Linked DNA regions of Homo sapiens: region 1 is linked to region 2. The links are chromatin loops, found by intact Hi-C in ENCODE. Cell type or tissue: GM12878. All regions are shown on one strand. Links, peaks and the distances in the headings refer to the core of each region. The heading gives the core; the rest is flanking DNA. Region 1 overlaps TBL1X (transducin beta like 1 X-linked). Region 2 has its middle 110 kb from the start of TBL1X.

Region 1 (8,335 bases), core at 150-8,149, 320 kb before region 2:
GGGTCCTCTTTTGGAGAGGGTAGGTCATGACTGGAAATTAGGCACCTTCATAAAGACCTGGGAGATGTGCATTCCATGCCATGGTTAACAGAAGTCCTCCTATTTGCTGAAATTTTCACTAGCTGCATTTCTCTGAATGGATCTCTACATGGCCTCTAGAGCAATGGTTTTTCAGTCCATTTGCTTGCAAGATTTTCTTACTGATTTCTGGCCATGTGGTCTCATGAAGGCAAGCAGGAGGGCTGGATGGAGAAAATGTCAGCAGCAGGCAGGATGGCTGGGTTCTGTCCTCGTTCTGCCACTGGTGCCTGGCCCATGTCGCTTCATTTGGCTGGGCCTGCATTTCCTCCTCTGTGATATAGGGATAAAAAGTACCTTGAGGTGCTGATGAGACACATAGATGGGACAGCAGCCAGACCCCCAACACATTTGATGGAGAGGAGACCACAGTGAGTGGAAAGGTTGCTGTCCCAGCTTTCCTTGTTGGAACAATAAGGATGTCAGATGAAATGGCTGCTAGGATATTTGCTAGTTCTGATATTCATTCTGGGACAGGAAGATGCCTGCTACGTTCTGAATGTTTGTGTCCCCCCCAGATTTGTATGTGGGAGACAAATCCCCAAAGTGACGGTATTAAGGGGTGGGGCCTTCAGGAAGCAATTAAATCATGAGGGATCCACTCTCGTGAATGGGATCAGTGTCCCTATAAAAGAGGCTCAAGCAAGCTCCCCTGCACCTTCCACCATGTGAAGACACAGAAGGAGCCATCCATGTGAAACAGGACCTCACCAGACACCAAATCTGCTGGCGTCTTGATCTTGGACTTCCCAGCCTCCAGGACTGTGAGCAATACACTTTGGTTGTATATAAATTACCCAGTCTAAGGTGTTGGTTATAGCCCATACTAACTAAGACAATGCCCAAGGACTATGTACTAGAGGCTGCTTGACCACTTCCTCTTAGGCCACAGTTGCCAGAACCAGGTGCCAGGGTGCTGCGGAAGGTAATGCCTGCCTCCACACCTGCCAGCATCTCACCCCTCCCACTTGGACTCCAGGGCTAATGGGCACATTCATATGCAGTCTGCCAGAGTGGTGAGACTTCGGTGCCTTGTGCCTCCTCAGCTTTCCCGCATCTCTGAACACATCTCTTCTGCCCAACAAGACATCCGTAGGAACAAAGACCAGAATGTCAATGATAAACGAAGCACCAAGGACTGCCCCTGCGGCAGGTGCAGAAGTAGTTAAAGGGCAGGAGAACAAAGAGCTTGGTGGTACCTCGATGAAAGATCGTGTGAGGGTGATGGGTTAGTGTCCTTGGTGTCACCAGTAGGCTAGCCTAGAGACATTCCTGAAGACGCTAGGCTTGCCACCTACTTAGGAGGCGTATTCCTGATGAATCTCTTGACAGCAGGGCTTCTCAAGCACAGCATGGCTGACTTTTAGGCTGGCTCATTCCTTGCTGTGGGGGACACAGTCCCATGCATTGTACGATGTTGAGCAGCACCCCCGGCCTCTACCCACTAGATGCCAGTAGCACACTCCCATTGTAACAACCAAAAATGTTTCCAATATTGTCCCATCAACCCCACCATGGTTGGGGAATTGACACCCTGAAAGGCCACTACCCCCAGCTCTACTCTCCTTACATTTCTGCTTGGTTCTTGGTTGTTGCTATTGAAAAGCAAGCCACCCTCTGCATGCAATTGGTCATAGACCTTAGATAACATAACACACAGTAACAGAGCATAACCAGATGAGGTAAAATTATTCCCAGGGAGAAAAAAAAGAGTATAATCATGATAAACTGAAAGGCTTACACAAAGGATGACATTTTATAAAGGATGGTAGGATCTTCCATGTAAAGTCCTGTCCATTTGGAATAAAACGTGTAATAGTCTCACAAGAGAGGAAACAGTCTGTATAAGAATTTGTCTCATCTAACTAGGCAACATAAACATTTAAAACAAACCAAGTACATGTATTGCGTTTCTTGCAATTATGACACTGCTAAACCACACCCCTCACAAATGACTTCACAAACCATTTGAGTTATACAGTGTACTACTATGCTCAGCTAATGTTGGCCTGATTCATCAGCAAAATCTGCTAAGTTATCAATCACTGGCCTTTAGAAATACTGCTTATTTGGCAGAGAAAAGTAGAATTTAATACTCAGGCAGCTGTGGAGTTGGTTTTGCATCTTCAGCTAAAACAAATACCAAGGGTATCAATTTGTAACATTAAAACTGGAATTTTTATTAAGTATTTAACAGACTCACATACTTGTAATACTTACAGCTATCCAAAGCTGAGGGACACCATCTGCTATCTGTGCATTGCCTAGATCATGGGCTTGCAAACTGAGGCCCACAGACCAAGTCTGGCTCACTGCCAGTGTGTGTAAATAAAGTTTTATTGAGATACAACCACACCCATGAGTTGATGTGTTGTCTATGGCTATTTTCACACTACAATGGGAGAGTTGAGTAGGTGCAACAGAGACCACATGGCTCATAAAGCTGAGGATATTTACTATCTGCTCCTCTACAGGAAAAGTGTGCTGACCTGATTTTATATACAGTTGACTCTCCATATCCGATAGTTCTGCGTCCACCAAATCAACCAACCACAGATCAAAAATATCCAGAAAAAAACAACAAAAAACAATATGATGATAATAATACGAATAAAAAACCACTGCAATATAACAAACACACTTTACTTCAGCCTGGGAGACAAAGTGATACACCAGTCTTGAGAGCAAAGGAAAGAAACAGAAGAGAAGAAAGAAGGAAGGACCATATTGGATGCAATGACATAAGAATTTGGTACCATTTCTTAGGCTTATGGGGAGAACACATTTAACCAGGTGCTCCAAGGCCTGGATCTGCCCCCTAACAGTTTCCCCAGCTCCCTTTTCTGACCCATGGACAGGTGGAATTCAATGATCTACAAGGTCCCTTTCAATTCTAAAATCCTATGTAGAGAAAATAAATTACCTTACAGTGCCAACAAAACCTGAAGGGTTTTAATTTATGGAGGTGACTGAGTGACAACACAAAGAGGCTAATGCCATTGAAAGAATTTATTACTCAGTTCCCAAGGAAGGGAGTATGCTGGGGCGTGCCACACCATGCCACACAGGGCAACAAGAAACCTTATCACACACAGGGACCGAGAAGCTGAGAAAGAGAGAGGGAGGAACTAGGAGTGTACCTTTATGACTACAGTAGTCGGGGAGTAAAGGGGTGGGGATATCCCTTATTGGATAGGAAGTGAAAATACATGTCAGAATTTGTGGCTGGGAGTTTCATAATATGATTTTGGCACGCCTGCAAAAGCCACCTTATGAGAGGTAAACAACTTTGGTTGTTGGTCTAGCTCTATGATCAATGGATACCAAACAGCCACTGGTTAACACACTTGTCCAATCTAGTAGGCTAAAGAGAAGGGGTTTTACAATACAGTCATTATGAAACCAAAACGTATATGTAGCACTTCCTTTTGTTTCTGCAAATGCTGACAGTTTTCCAACCTCCTTATTCATAGCGGAGTCAGCACAGCTTCTCCTCAGTCAATATTTCCTGGATCATAAAGGTTTCTCCAGCAGGACTGCAGCTGCCTGGAAAGCTGCCCACTTTCCTCTCAGTGCTGGGACAAGGTGGTGGAGGTGGGGAGGGTGTGATAAAAATAAAGATGCGAGAGAGGCCAAGGATGAGGAAGTGGGAGCCGGGATGAAAAATCAAATGGTGAAGAAAACACAGACACACACGCACACTCTCACGGAGTTAGGAACAGTAAACAGAAAAGGCGAGGGAATTAGAAATCCTATCTTCATCTGTGGGGCGAATTCACTACCAGTTCCCTTCACTTCAACAATGATGGATTAGTCTCACCAGAGGATTACATTTTCTGCCCAAGAAGCAGTTCTTATCATATGTAAACTCCAATTACATCCATGGTAAAAAGAAAAAAAAATATGCTGGGGAGAATTCTTTTTGCCTTTGCAGTCTATATCACTGAACGTGTTCATATCAGCTTTCCATTTTAATGTGTTTATATGAAAAAAACCCTCAAGGCCCAGTCCTCAACTCCCATCCTAACCTCCAACAACATTTTGCTACAGAAAACAGAGTGCAGTGAGAACATTTTTATGCGCTGCAGACCTGTTTGAGATGACCCACCATAACATGGAATTTAGCGTAAAATGAAGCTGCCTCGGACGGCGTCCAAAAGAAATACCAGAAGGATCTCGTTAAAATACGGTTTTGCCATAACATCTGGCCTGGACCCCAAGGGTGGTGGCTGAATACAGCTCAGGCCGCTGACAAGCGCAGACCAGGCACCCTTGCCAAGACTATTTTCATATCCTCTAGATGTGGGGAGCATCCAGGAGGGAAAAGCATTACTCAGGCCATAAACTCATGTGGCTACTTCCTCCCAGGGCAATGGCGGGCTAGGACAACGAGACAACCTTGGACGGGCCTCGGCTAGGGTAGGGGGTGCTGCTTCCTGGAAATGCTCACAGAGAATTGTAGTGGAGGTGATGCCAGGAGAAGCCTCAGCTCCTGCTGCAAGTCAGCTACTAGGAAGAGCTAGGTGCAGAGACGCTCATGTCCTCCAGCCCTACAGTGTGGTCTCCAGCACCTTGGAACACTCATGAATTCTGGATTCAATATTTGGAAATTGGAAGACAGCATGAATGCTAAACCAGAGATTTACGACGGATAGCACCATTGCAAATCACACTCAAACAAAAGTCAAGATATGACTTTGGGAATATAAGAGAAAGCAATTTGGAAGATGGAGAAATTAACTCACATTGTTAAACAATCAACACAACTCCTGTTCTCACATTGGGGGATTTCTTCCAGTCCCTTTTCTCTATGTATCTTAATTACTTTCTTCTTTTTTTTTTTTTTTTTGAGACAGAGTTGCATTCTTGTCACCCAGGCTGGAGTGCAATGGCATGATCTCGGCTCACTGCAACCTCCGCCTCGCAGGTTCAAGCGATTCTCCTGCCTCAGCCTCTCGAATAGCTGGGATTACAGGCGCATGCCACCACGCCCAGGTAATTTTTGTATTTTTAGTAGAAATGGGGTTTCATTTCATGTTAGCCAGGCTGGTCTCGAACTCCTGACCTCAGGTGATCCACCTGCCTCGGCCTCCCAAAGTGCTGGGATTACTTGCTGGGCGTGAGCTACCGCGCCTGGCCTGTGCGTCTTAATTTCTATGTATAATCATCATGGTCACAGAATATTGTATCCCTGTTCTCTTTTACCTAGCACACTATAAGCATTTTCCCTGGTTGCTGGTTGGTTTTGACAGCCACCTCTGTGGTTACTAATTTTTCACCAAGCAGGCAGGTCATCCTTTACTCACACTACATCCAGTTTTATCTTTCAACAATGAATCAACGGCTTCTAACTGGACAGGTTCCCGTGTCTCAGCTGGTGTTAATGTGCCACTAACCCTACTTGCCAGCATCTTTTCCTCCTTCCTGCCATCATGTGTCCTAGGTCCGCATCACCAAGATGGCGCATTCTCCTCAAAAATGCTGGGGTTTGCTCTTTATTTTTCTTGAAGTGCTCTTCTTACTTTGCCTAAAAACTTCTGGTTCAAATCCAGCTCAGATAGCACTCTATGCCCTTTCTCAAGCTGCTGGAGAAAAGGTGACAACTGCTGCATTCAAGTACTCTCTTGTGGCCTCCACATTTCTGACGGTACTCAAAATAATTTTAAGTAGCGTGAGGGCAAATGTTTGAAATTTAATAGCTATTTAAATGTATGTTATGCGAACAATAGAACTAAATGAAACTCGTAAACTAACAGGTATTGGTATATCTAATAAAAAGCAACTGTTTCAATTTAAGAAAATACTCCAGGTGTATGCAAATATGGTGAAAATTCAGATAACGAGCAAAGAACTAAGATTGGCACTGGGTGTGGTGGCTTATGCCTGTAATCCCAGCACTTTGCAAGGTCGAGGTGGAAGGATCATTTGAAGCCAGGGGTTCAACACCAGACTGGGCAACAAAATGAGACCCCATCTTTACAAAAAATAAAAATAATTAGTTGAGTGTGGTGGCCCGTGCCTGCACTCACAGCTACTGGGGGGGGGGGGGGGGGGGGGGGGCTGAGGCGGGAGGATCATTTGTGCCCAGGAGGCTGAGGCTACGGTGAGCCATGATTGTGCCACTGCACTCCAGCCTGGCCAACAGAGAGAGACTCTGTCTTTAAAAAACAATAAATAGGTCAGGCGCAGTGACTCACACTTGTAATCCCAGCACTTTTTTGGAGGCGAAGGTGGGTGAATCGCTTGAGCCCAGGAGTTCGAGACTAGTCTGGGCAACATGGTGAAACACTGCCACTATAAAAACTACGAAAAATTAGCTGGGTGTGGTAGCACATTCCTGTGGTCCCAGCTACTTGGGGAGACTGAGGTGGGAGGACTGCTTGAGCCCAGGAGGCTGAGGCTGCAGTGAGGCAAGATCATGCCACTGCATTCCAGCCTGGGCAATGCAGTGAGACCCTGTCCCACACATGAAATATATATCGGGCGGGGGGAGGAGGGCAGGCAGCCCCTTCTCTGCTGCGCTGCTCATTGCAACCTTAATTCATATTTTCATACTTGCTCTAATAAAACTGCCACTTTTAAAAATTAAAAATATATGTATTATCTTAATTGTTGTATTGTTATTTTTGTTTTTTCCAATGTATTATTTTTCCAATTTATTATTATTATTATTTCTGAGAAAGAATTTCGCTCATTGCCCAGGCTGGAGTGCAAGTGCACGATCTCAGCTCACTGCAACCTCTGCCTCCCGGGTTCAAGTGATTCTCCTGCCTCAGCCTCCCAAGTAACTGGGATTACAGGCATGCACCACTATGCCCAGCTAATTTTGTAGTTTTAGTAGAGATGGGGTTTCACTATGTTGGACAGGCTGGTCTCAAACTCCTGACCTCAGGTGATCCACCCACCTCGGCCTCCCAAAGTGCTGGGATTACTACAGGCGTGAGCCACCGCACCTAGCCCCCAATTTATTTTTGAGTCACAGTTGGTTGAATTTGTGGATGGGGAACCTGAGGATATGGAGGGCCAACTGTATTTGAAAGCATCACGTAGCACATGATAGCTATATATACATATATACATATGCATCTATAGGTAGATATAGATACACATATATAATTTTTATTACATTATTTTCAATGAATGTTGAATAAATGAAAAAATGAGAAAGATTCCAAAGCCAGATGGATGGTGTTCTGAATCCCAGCTGTATGACCTCCTTGAAGTGACTTGGGTAGGCCAGGACCTTCTCAGTACCTTGGGTTTCTCATCTGTAAATGAGGATGGAGCTGTTTCTACTTCCTAGGGATTGGTAGGAATAAACAGTTTCATCTGTCAATATTTAGAATCATGCCTGGCACACAGCAAGTGCTTGACAAATGTGAGATATTGTTACTACAACAAAACAGTGATGGGGGGATAGAGGTAACACTGACAAGGGTAGGATATCTGGGTGCCAGGTGGTGGGGAGGGAACTGAAGACAAGGAGGCAGTAGGAAAGATAACATGGAAAAAAATGTTTGAACACAATCCTGATGTTTTTCTACTAAACAGTGCTAATTCTGAATGCTTCTCTCCGCCCTTCTAAATTCATATATTGAAATCTAACCCCCAAGGGGATGGCATTAGGAGGTGGGGCCTTTGGGAGGTGATGAGGGTGGAGCCCTCATGAATGGGATGAGTGTCCTTATACAAGAGACCCCAGAGAGCTCCCTTGCCTCTTCCACCACGTGAGGACACAGGGAGAAGGCGCCATCTATGAACCAGGAAGCGGGTCCCCACCAGACACTGAATCTCCCACACCTTGATGTTGGACTCCCAGCCTGCAGAAATGTGAGAAAAAAATCTCTGTTGTTTATGGTATTTTGTCATAGCAGCTCGAATGGACTAAGGCAAAGAGTGACATAATCACAGGATAGAGGAAGCTTGTCTTTGAAGTGGACAGACTGTGGTAGGGAAATGGTGATGGTACCAAGTGTGGGTTTACATTAAAGAGTGCTCGTGAAGTGTCATTCAAAATATCAGTATGGATGGCAATGGAGAAGTTGGGGATACACACCGTGACTTGGAGGGGAGGAGTCACTGGAGAGATTGGGAGTGGACACTCAGACTTGGGGGATCAGCAGAGAGACTGGGGATGGGACTCAGACTTCAGGAGGAAGAGAGTGACATATTACTACAGGCACAGATGTGGGAGGGTAAAAAGAACATCATCTTGAGGACAGTAGTAGTTGAGAAGTGAACGGAGAAGGAGGCACCA
Region 2 (8,335 bases), core at 12-8,011:
ACTGCCATCGAGACTCAAAGGGTCTGAGCTTGGGGCAAGCTCTATGTACAAGTGTCAAGGTTTCCCACATCGGGATTGTGCTCATGCCATTCCACCGTTCAGGGCGTACATGACCAATATTTATCCATGTCTGACCCACTCTGCAAGACGCAGCTCACACGTGTCCCCTCCAGTGGGCTCTCCCTGGTTCCCCCCATTGGAAGTGGTCTCTGAACACCCAGAACATTTTCCTCATCCCTCTTCTGACACACTTCCTTTAATTCGTTTAACAAATACCGTCAATTCTCATTATTCAAAGTAGCGGTGTTCTCTACAGCCTCCATGCGCACCAAATTAGCAAATACTAAACTTCTGCTCCTAGGAGAAACACACAGGTCGGGGTCTTGGAGCCTCTTGTCAAACATTTTTGTCAACGGATCAATACACAATCTTGTTTTGTGTGTCTTCTGCTGAAGACACCTCATTTAATATATGTTATTGATCCATTAAGGTTGAACTCACGGCCAACGGCACTGTAACTCATACGTGAATAATAGCTGTCAAATGTGTATTTTCTCTGTGAGGCACATCACAGCCTACTTGTTTTAGGAACAGAAGACAGGACTTCAGCTCTACACTTGGGAACCATTTTAATAAGTGAAATAATTAGTTAGAAGTACAAACATGCAAAAAACATGGCACGAGGTAGGCTGTGAAAAAGACACTGGTTTACAGCAATGAGAGCTGAAACAGGAAGGCAGAGGGTCTCCTCGTTTGACCTCAGCTGGGAACATGCATGTTGAGCAACTTCAAAGACTTTGACCACTCTGTGCATATCCGAGGATGACTGTGAAGCTCGCCTAGCTGTGGATCACCCCCTTACACAGCTGCTGCACTTCGTGGCCCGGTCATGGCACTCCACACGCATGACCTCCCATCCTTACCTGTCTTGCCTGGGCACCGATGGACGACTTCCTCAAGAACTGGGTCTCAGGATGTCTGGGGCAGAGCTCTGAGCACCCCTTAATGAGATGAGATTCCAAAGGATTCCCCTGAAGCTCTGACCAACCCCCGATGCAAAGGGATCTTGAGCCGCTGTGGTCTCACCTACGTAGATACCGATATTTGTAAACTTCTTCCTTTGCTTTGTGAATGCTCTGGCTGTTTGTAAATTCCTCTCACTGACTGCAGATCCTTTTACAAAGCCACCCACTCAATGGTAGGATCCCTGTCTCTCTTCTCTCAATGCTAGCATAGAGCTTCGCCACATAAGTGGTTATTCAATTAAATAAAACTTGAAAACCTACAGGAGCAATACCATTAATTAGAAGGCGCTTACTTTATTCCAAAAAGAGTTATGCCAGACACACTCTGGTCTGCTTGCTAGAGTCTTCTTATTTCTTGAGCATACATCTTGTTGCTTTTGGAGGAGGATACGATAAGAATACTGAGTGGCTTAGCTTGATTTCGTAGTCCCTTTGAGTGAACTAGATCCCTAGACCTGGGTTCATGGAGCCTGTGGAGCTGAGGCCAGAAAGAGAAGCAAAGTTCCTCAGAGCCCAAGAACTGTTGACCTTAGGTCCTGTACAAGAGTCAGCAGGGCTGGAAATGCAGGCAGAATATTAGCTAGTATTGCACAGACACTTCTAATTGTTTTTTGTTTGTTTGTTTGGAGAACGAGACTCGCTCTGTCGCCCAGGCTGGAGTGTAGTGGTGCGAACTTGGCTCACTGCAACCTCTGCCTCCCGGGTTGAAGCTATTCTCCTGCCTTAGCCTCCGGAGGAGCTGGGATTACAGGCACCTGCCACCATGCCTGGCTAATTTTTGTATTTTTAGTAGAGACGGGATTTTGCCATGTTGGCCAGGCTGGTCTCGAACTCCTGACCTCAGGTGATCTGCCCGCCTAGGCCCCCCAAAGTGCTGGGATTATAGGCGTGAGCCATTGTGCCTGGCCCACACACTTCTATTTGTATGGTTCTCAACATGCAGGTATGTGTTTTGTAACCAAGCGTAGCCCCCTGTTGGACATCGATGGGTTAGTTGGTGTGACTGGGTCCTTTCTTTTTTCTTTTCTTTTCTTTCTTTCTTTCTTTTTCTTTTTTTTGAGATAGAGTCTCACTCTGTCACCCAGGCTGGAGTGCAGTGGCGCCATCTTGGCTCACTGCAACCTCTGTCTCCTGGGGTCAAGTGATTCTCCTGCCTCAACCTCCCAAGTAGCTGGGATTACAGGTGCGTGCCACCATGCCCGGCTAATTTTTGTATTTTTTAGTAGAGACAGGGTTTCACCATGTTGGCCAGGCTGGTCTCAAACTCCTGACCTCAAGTGATCCGGCCGCCTTGGCCTCTCAAAGTGCTGGGATTACAGGTGTGAGCCACTGTGCCAGGCCATGACTGGGTCCTTTCATGCTGCTCTTTCCATTTCTTTGCAGTCCTGGAAGCAGGCTACTTTGGGCAGCTGTCCTTGGCTGCTGCTCCCCTGCACCTTAGGATCCTTATGAAAAGCGACTCTATGCAAAGAGACACGCAGCTAATGCGTGCTGTAGGGTGAGTGGAGAGCCTGGGGGGCTGGGCTACAAAAACCTATGCAACCCAAGCCCGATCTGCCTGACCTTGAATTGGTTTACCACATGTCTCTCTCTTACCAGGCAAATCTCCAAGGAGTCTTTCACTTTGGACAGTACATCCCCAAATCAAAGACTGATTCATAAAAAGAACTGATGAAATGTTGCCTTTTGCTCAGGCACCCTATCACACATGTTTTTCCGGAGTCCCTTGCCATTTCTTCCTTGCTGACTCAGAGTAATGATGGAGAACAAAAAGCCAGGAGGATAGAAAAAAGGAAAGCTGCGCTATCCAGAGAGTCTGGGGAAAGAGCCAAGCTTTTCTCCCCAACCCGCATCTTTTTGGTTGTTGTTTCAAAGAACTTGCTTTGCCCCATTCAAGCTGCAGGGAAATCTCTTTTGCTAGAGGGTGCAATCAAAGCCGGTGGGGCATCTCCATGCAGTGTGTAGGTCACAAAATAGCTCTGAGGACATTGAAGGCCTGTGGGACGTTGCACAATGACATACTGGACCCGTTAGACACGCAGTGGGTTTCGCTTCCTGTACATTTCTCCGAAAAACCTGCCGAGTCATCGACAGTTATCACCACCTTGCAGAATTTACGAAAGCTTCTAAGCAGTCATCTGAATAGTTTCTTTTGCTTCTAGGGCTCCTTGTACTCCTGTAATTTAAAATTTGTTTAAATAATAAAACCAACACACAATCTGGGGCAAAATTAAAATTCCAGGGAAGGCAGGCCAGGTTTTGCTGGATGGGATCCTTCAAGAAATGTGCAGATAAAACAAGGACCAGCAGCTCCTTTTCCTGAGTCTCCTGAAGCGAACAAGTCATTGTTAGGTGCATGGCTTGATAAAGAGAAGTGACAAGAAGATGGTATTTTAGACACTGAGAAATGAAAGCAAGTGTGCGTCGTGTCTAATGCAAATTACTGCTGCCCCTAGAAAAGAAAGGTGTGTGTGACCATAACGAAAGGAATAAGTTTAAAAAAAATTTGCCAAGTTAGCAGATTTCTGTCTCAAGAATGTAACAAAAACCATTTTTTTATGTTGAGGATTTTTTAAAGTTAAAAACAAGTCATCTCCTAAGAAAAGATAAGAATGTGATTCCTGAGCTGAGGGTATTTGCATTTTGAATTTTTGTTCCTACCTTTCAAGTAGGAATTGTGCCAAGAAAGCATAAACACAGAGAAGGAAATGGGTGTTTGTATTTGTAATACCTGCCTCAGGAGAGGAGAGAAGCCAAGAAGAAAGGGTGTGTGATTAACTCCTGAGCGCACTTGGAACCCAATGCGGCCAGAGATGTGAGTTGTGGGCCAGCAGGTGGATCCCTGTGGCCGCAAAATTTTGCTGTGCGACTGCTTGCATCAGTGGTGTTGTGGACGCCTTTAGGCAAGGTGTGTCTGTGGCTTGCTGGTATTTCAGCCAAGGAATGTGTCAGAGTAAGTTCAGCAGCCACAACAAGAGAGGATGTGTAGTGTTTCTGGGAGGGGCTTGTGTTGTTCTCAATTTCCGGGTACAAGGCTGGGTGCAGTGGCTCACGCCTGTAATCCCAACACTTTGGGAGGCCGAGGCGGGCGGATCACCTGAAGTCAGGGGTTCGAGACCAGCCTGACCAACATGGAGAAACCCCATCTCTACTAAAAATACAAAATTAGCCAGGCGTGGTGGCGCATGCTTGTAATCCCAGCTCCTCGGGAGGCTGAGGCAGGAGAATCGCTTGAACGTGGGAGGTGGAGGTCACGGTGAGCCGAGATCGCGCCACTGCACTCTAGCCTGGGCAACAAGAGCGAAACTCTGTCTCAAAAAAAAAAAAAAAAAAAAAAACTCCGAGGACAGAGTGATGTTAGACCAGACAGTGGGTCTCAAACTGTGGGTGTGTTTCAGCCACCTGTGATGCGTGTTACAAAGGCAGTCACCTAAGATCTCACCCTGGAGCTGGGATCCATGGAGCTGGGCAGGTTGAGGTGGTTCCAAGTTCAGTACAGGTGGTTCAAGGTCCCTACTCTGAGAAACTGACATCAAATGAAAGAAGACAAGTTTAGCGTGACAGTCCTTTATCTTCACACCTCATAATTGGCAAGCCACACTGCTTAGCCACATTCAAAGTCACTGGCAAGTGATTTTATTTTATTTTCAAGCGTGGGACAACTTAATTTTGTGAAATGTATATTTTTTGGTCATAGCATAAGCTACCACTCCTCAGTTCTTTTTGGCTGTTTTACAAACCAGTCAGGAAATGTATGGCAAAAACAGCAAAAGGAAAGTCGATTTTAAAAATGTACGATGCATGTTTTCGTTGTATAGACATTAATAATGAAAACAAAAGGAAAATTTTGGCTCTCGAGAAAAATGGAAGTGCCTAAAACGTTAATTTTTTTTCTTTTTTTCCAAATACCCAGACGTCAAGGAGACTAAAATGTAAATTTTAACCTAAAAGTATGAATGTTTTGGGTAGCTGGTTATAGTATCATCCTTGTGATTTGGAAAACATTCTAATGTAACCTTTCCCTGATTATATAGAGATTAGCTAGTATTTTATGTGTAAGCAGGGCCAGCTTTGCTGCCTTGTGACAGTTCAGTCCCACATGGACTGGTTTAATGTTCTGCAACCTCCATATTGCAATGCCTCATCATGTTGTCTTTGAGTTTGTATTTTGAAAGCGACGGTCTGACAGGACAGTGGAGCATGAGCCCAGGGCTTGGAGGTGCCACCTCCCTGCCTCCCAGGATGGACTCTCTGTGCTCCACTTCCCTGCCCCCATCCAATGATGTGGCTACTCTCTGCCTTCTGGCAGGCGCGGAGAGGTTCAGGTCAGCAGGCATGTGCCCCACCTGCCAAGTCGTGGGTGGGACCCCGGGAGCCTGTGAGAGTCCACATTGGCCCTCCGAGTATCCCTATGCCCAAAGAGGTGCTGCATTAAGAGTAAAAAGCAAAAGCCAGGCGCAGGAGTGTGTGCCTCTAGTTCCAGCTACTTGGGAGGCTGAGGCGGGAGGATTGCTTGAGCCCAGGATGTCAAGCCTGCAGTGACCTATGATTGTGTCATTGTATTCTAGCCTGGGCCACAAAGCAAGAACCTGTCTCTAACAATAATAAGAATAAGTGAAAAAACACCATGACAGGTCCAGAACGACTGGGGAGGAGGGAAGGAAAAATCTTTCTTTTCTGCTTTTGAACAAAGGACCCCAAATTTACATTTTGCACTGCGCCCCACAAATCATGCAGCTGGTCCCATGTGTAAGTCATATATGAACACATCGCTCCACTGCAGGATAATGGATGCAGGTCCAAGAAAGGGGAAAAGGATGACTCATTCCCCCACAAACAATTCACAGGGAAAGCATTCAGATGGCCAATTGCTCACCTAACATAGTTTATAATTCCTAACATAGTTCTATAAATGTTGCAGATTACATTTTAAAAACCCGTGGATGCTCTGTTTATTTTTTAAAAATAGTTATGCATTATTTGTTTCCCCAGTGCAGCTCTGTGCAGTGACAAGCAGTTGGATGGAATCATGCGCAACAGCTCTCTGTAATGTAGAAGTGACACACTGTCCCCAAACTGCCATGTCTTGTTCCTCATAGGCAGGCTACTCTCCAGGTGTTTGAAGGGACAACTTCAGCAAGGGGAGAGATCCCATGATTCCCCCAAAGACAGGAACGTGTAGTGAGAAGGCAGAATGGCACTCAGGAGGTGCCCCAGGGACTGGTCGGCAGCCAGCAGCGGGAACAAGGACTGGCCAGATCCCTGGTCTTTGCTAATTTCATTGAGCTCATTACCATGCTCTGCTGTGAATGGAATCGTGTCTTTTTTCCAGTTAGTCTTACGATGGGTCTTCTTCTTCTTTTTTTTTAAATTTAGAAATGTTTTATTTCCTTGCAGAACTCAGTGTACCAATGGATCTTCTAAAGCAGTTATCCATGTAACCTCAGTGAAGAGGTATGGTTCTTTCTCCCACCTCAACAAAACACAGCACACTTGGTATTACATAATTGGTTGGAAAATATTTTGACAATATATATATGTATTTTCATGTAGTTAAAAATCAGCAAAGCAGAAATACATTTCTGTATACTCTTAAGTCAGTGATTCTCAACTGGGGGCAATTTTGCTCCTCCCATCCCAGGGGACATTTGGCAATGTCTGGAGACAATTTTGGTTGTCACAATGCGGGGCGCGCCTGGCATCCAGTGATGGAGACCAGGGATGTTGCCAAACATCTTACAGTGCACAGAGCAGCCCCCTACAACAGAATTATCCAGTCCCAAATGCCAGTGGTGCCAGGATTGACTTACATAAACGATTCTATTTTTAGAAGTGTTATTCAGTTCCATTCCCCAGCAATAATCTAGCATTATTTCTTCCCCAGGAGAAGCTTCCATGAACCAGAATTCAGAATATTAACTTATAGGAGCATGCCTCCCAAAAGGCGATTGTGGGTTTGTCTCTATCATAAAATACAGAGGAATGTGCAGTCTGAGAATGTTCACAATGGGAGCAAAGTGGAGGCATGCAGCCCTGCCTTGGGAGTGTTGGAAGGAGTGTATCACGAAGCTCCAACCTTGCCAGTACAAAAAGGCAAAAAAATTGAAAGCTGCCAGGCAGCTTTCAAGAATTTGGATGTGCAGGCCACACCCCAGACCAATGAAACCCCAGTCTCTGCCAGTGGGACCTGGGTGGTGGGAGTGTTTGAAGCTCCCAGAGTGCCCCCAATGTGGGGCCAGACTGGAGCATCACAGGACACATGGTTTAGATGTGGGGTAAGCGGGATTAGCTGTGCAGGAGGCAGTGACCAAGGGATAGGACCAACACCGCTCCACATAAGCTAAGGCAACTGACGCCTGTGCAAATCCACTGCAAATCAGCCCTCATTTAAATAATAACTGTACAGTCAGAGACTGTGGCTGGGATCCAAAGTTGGCTGGGGTCTACATGGCACACATGGGATTAATAACATCAAGCATGGAGATATTGGTGAGAAGGGGGAAGGAGAGGCAGGAACAAGCTCTCTTTTATTCATTACTGAGAATTCTCCTTCCAACTTATTTTAGAGTTAACTACAAGATCTGTTTAGTCAATGAAGTGACTGGAGCGTTTTCTTTTCTTTTTTTTTGTTTATTTTTTGAGACAGGGTCTCACTCTATCCCCCAGGCTGGAGTGCAATGGTGTGGTCTCAGCTCACTGCAACCTCTGCCTCCTGGGCTCAAGCGATCCTCCTGCCTCAGCCTCCCGAGTAGCTGGGACTACAGGCACCTGATACCATGCATGCCTGGCTAATTTTTTTTTTTTTTTTTTTTTGAGGCAGAGTCTCGCTCTATTGCCCAGGCTGAGTGCAGTGGCGCCATCTTGGCTCACGGCAACCTCCGCCTTCTGTGTTCAAGTGATTCTCCTGCCTCAGCCCCCTGAGTAGCTGGGATTACAGGCGTCAGGACCGCCATGACGCCTGGCTAATTTTTGTATTTTTAGTAGAGATGGGGTTTCACTATGTTGCCCAGGCTGGTCTTGAACTCTTGAGCTCGAGCAATCTGCCTGCCTTGGCCTCCCATAGTGCTGGGATTGTAGGGGTGAGCCACTGCACCAGGCCGAGACTGAGGCTTTTCTGTAGTTGAGACGACAGTTTCTCCATGTCAGCACCGTGAACATTTGGGACTGGAGCATGCTCTGTGGTGGGGCCGTCCTGTGCACGGTAGGGGGTTGACCAGCATTCCTGGCCTCCACCCATGGGATGTCAGGAGCACCCCCCGCACCTGTTTGAGACAACTCAAAAAGTCTGCAGACATTGCCTAATATCCCTT

What was found. Hi-C counts contacts between places; a loop is a spot of excess contacts. Peaks named below come from ENCODE experiments on the same cell type or tissue, not always from the same donor. Only the 100,000 strongest peaks of a DNase experiment are listed, where the experiment ranks them.
Region 1: it touches region 2 in a loop (3-fold over the local background); 7 of 110 quality-filtered maps call a loop at or near these places.

What each region holds. Positions count from the first base shown.
Region 1 is chrX:9,672,484-9,680,818 of GRCh38, reverse strand. All of the region lies in intron 5 of TBL1X (transducin beta like 1 X-linked), which reads right to left. Among named protein-coding and RNA genes, the nearest start is that of GPR143, 89 kb to the left of the region's middle. In GM12878, for the core only: no CTCF peak of the experiment used is centred there; a DNase peak (open chromatin) is centred at 3,318; H3K4me3 peaks cover 316 bases; H3K27ac peaks cover 1,440 bases.
Region 2 is chrX:9,347,570-9,355,904 of GRCh38, reverse strand. No RefSeq gene overlaps it. Among named protein-coding and RNA genes, the nearest start is that of TBL1X, 110 kb to the left of the region's middle. RefSeq lists enhancers at 3,004-3,113, 3,134-3,193, 2,272-3,471. In GM12878, for the core only: a CTCF peak has its summit at 3,852 (motif pointing right); DNase peaks (open chromatin) are centred at 3,114, 3,404 and 3,884; H3K4me3 peaks cover 781 bases; H3K27ac peaks cover 2,289 bases.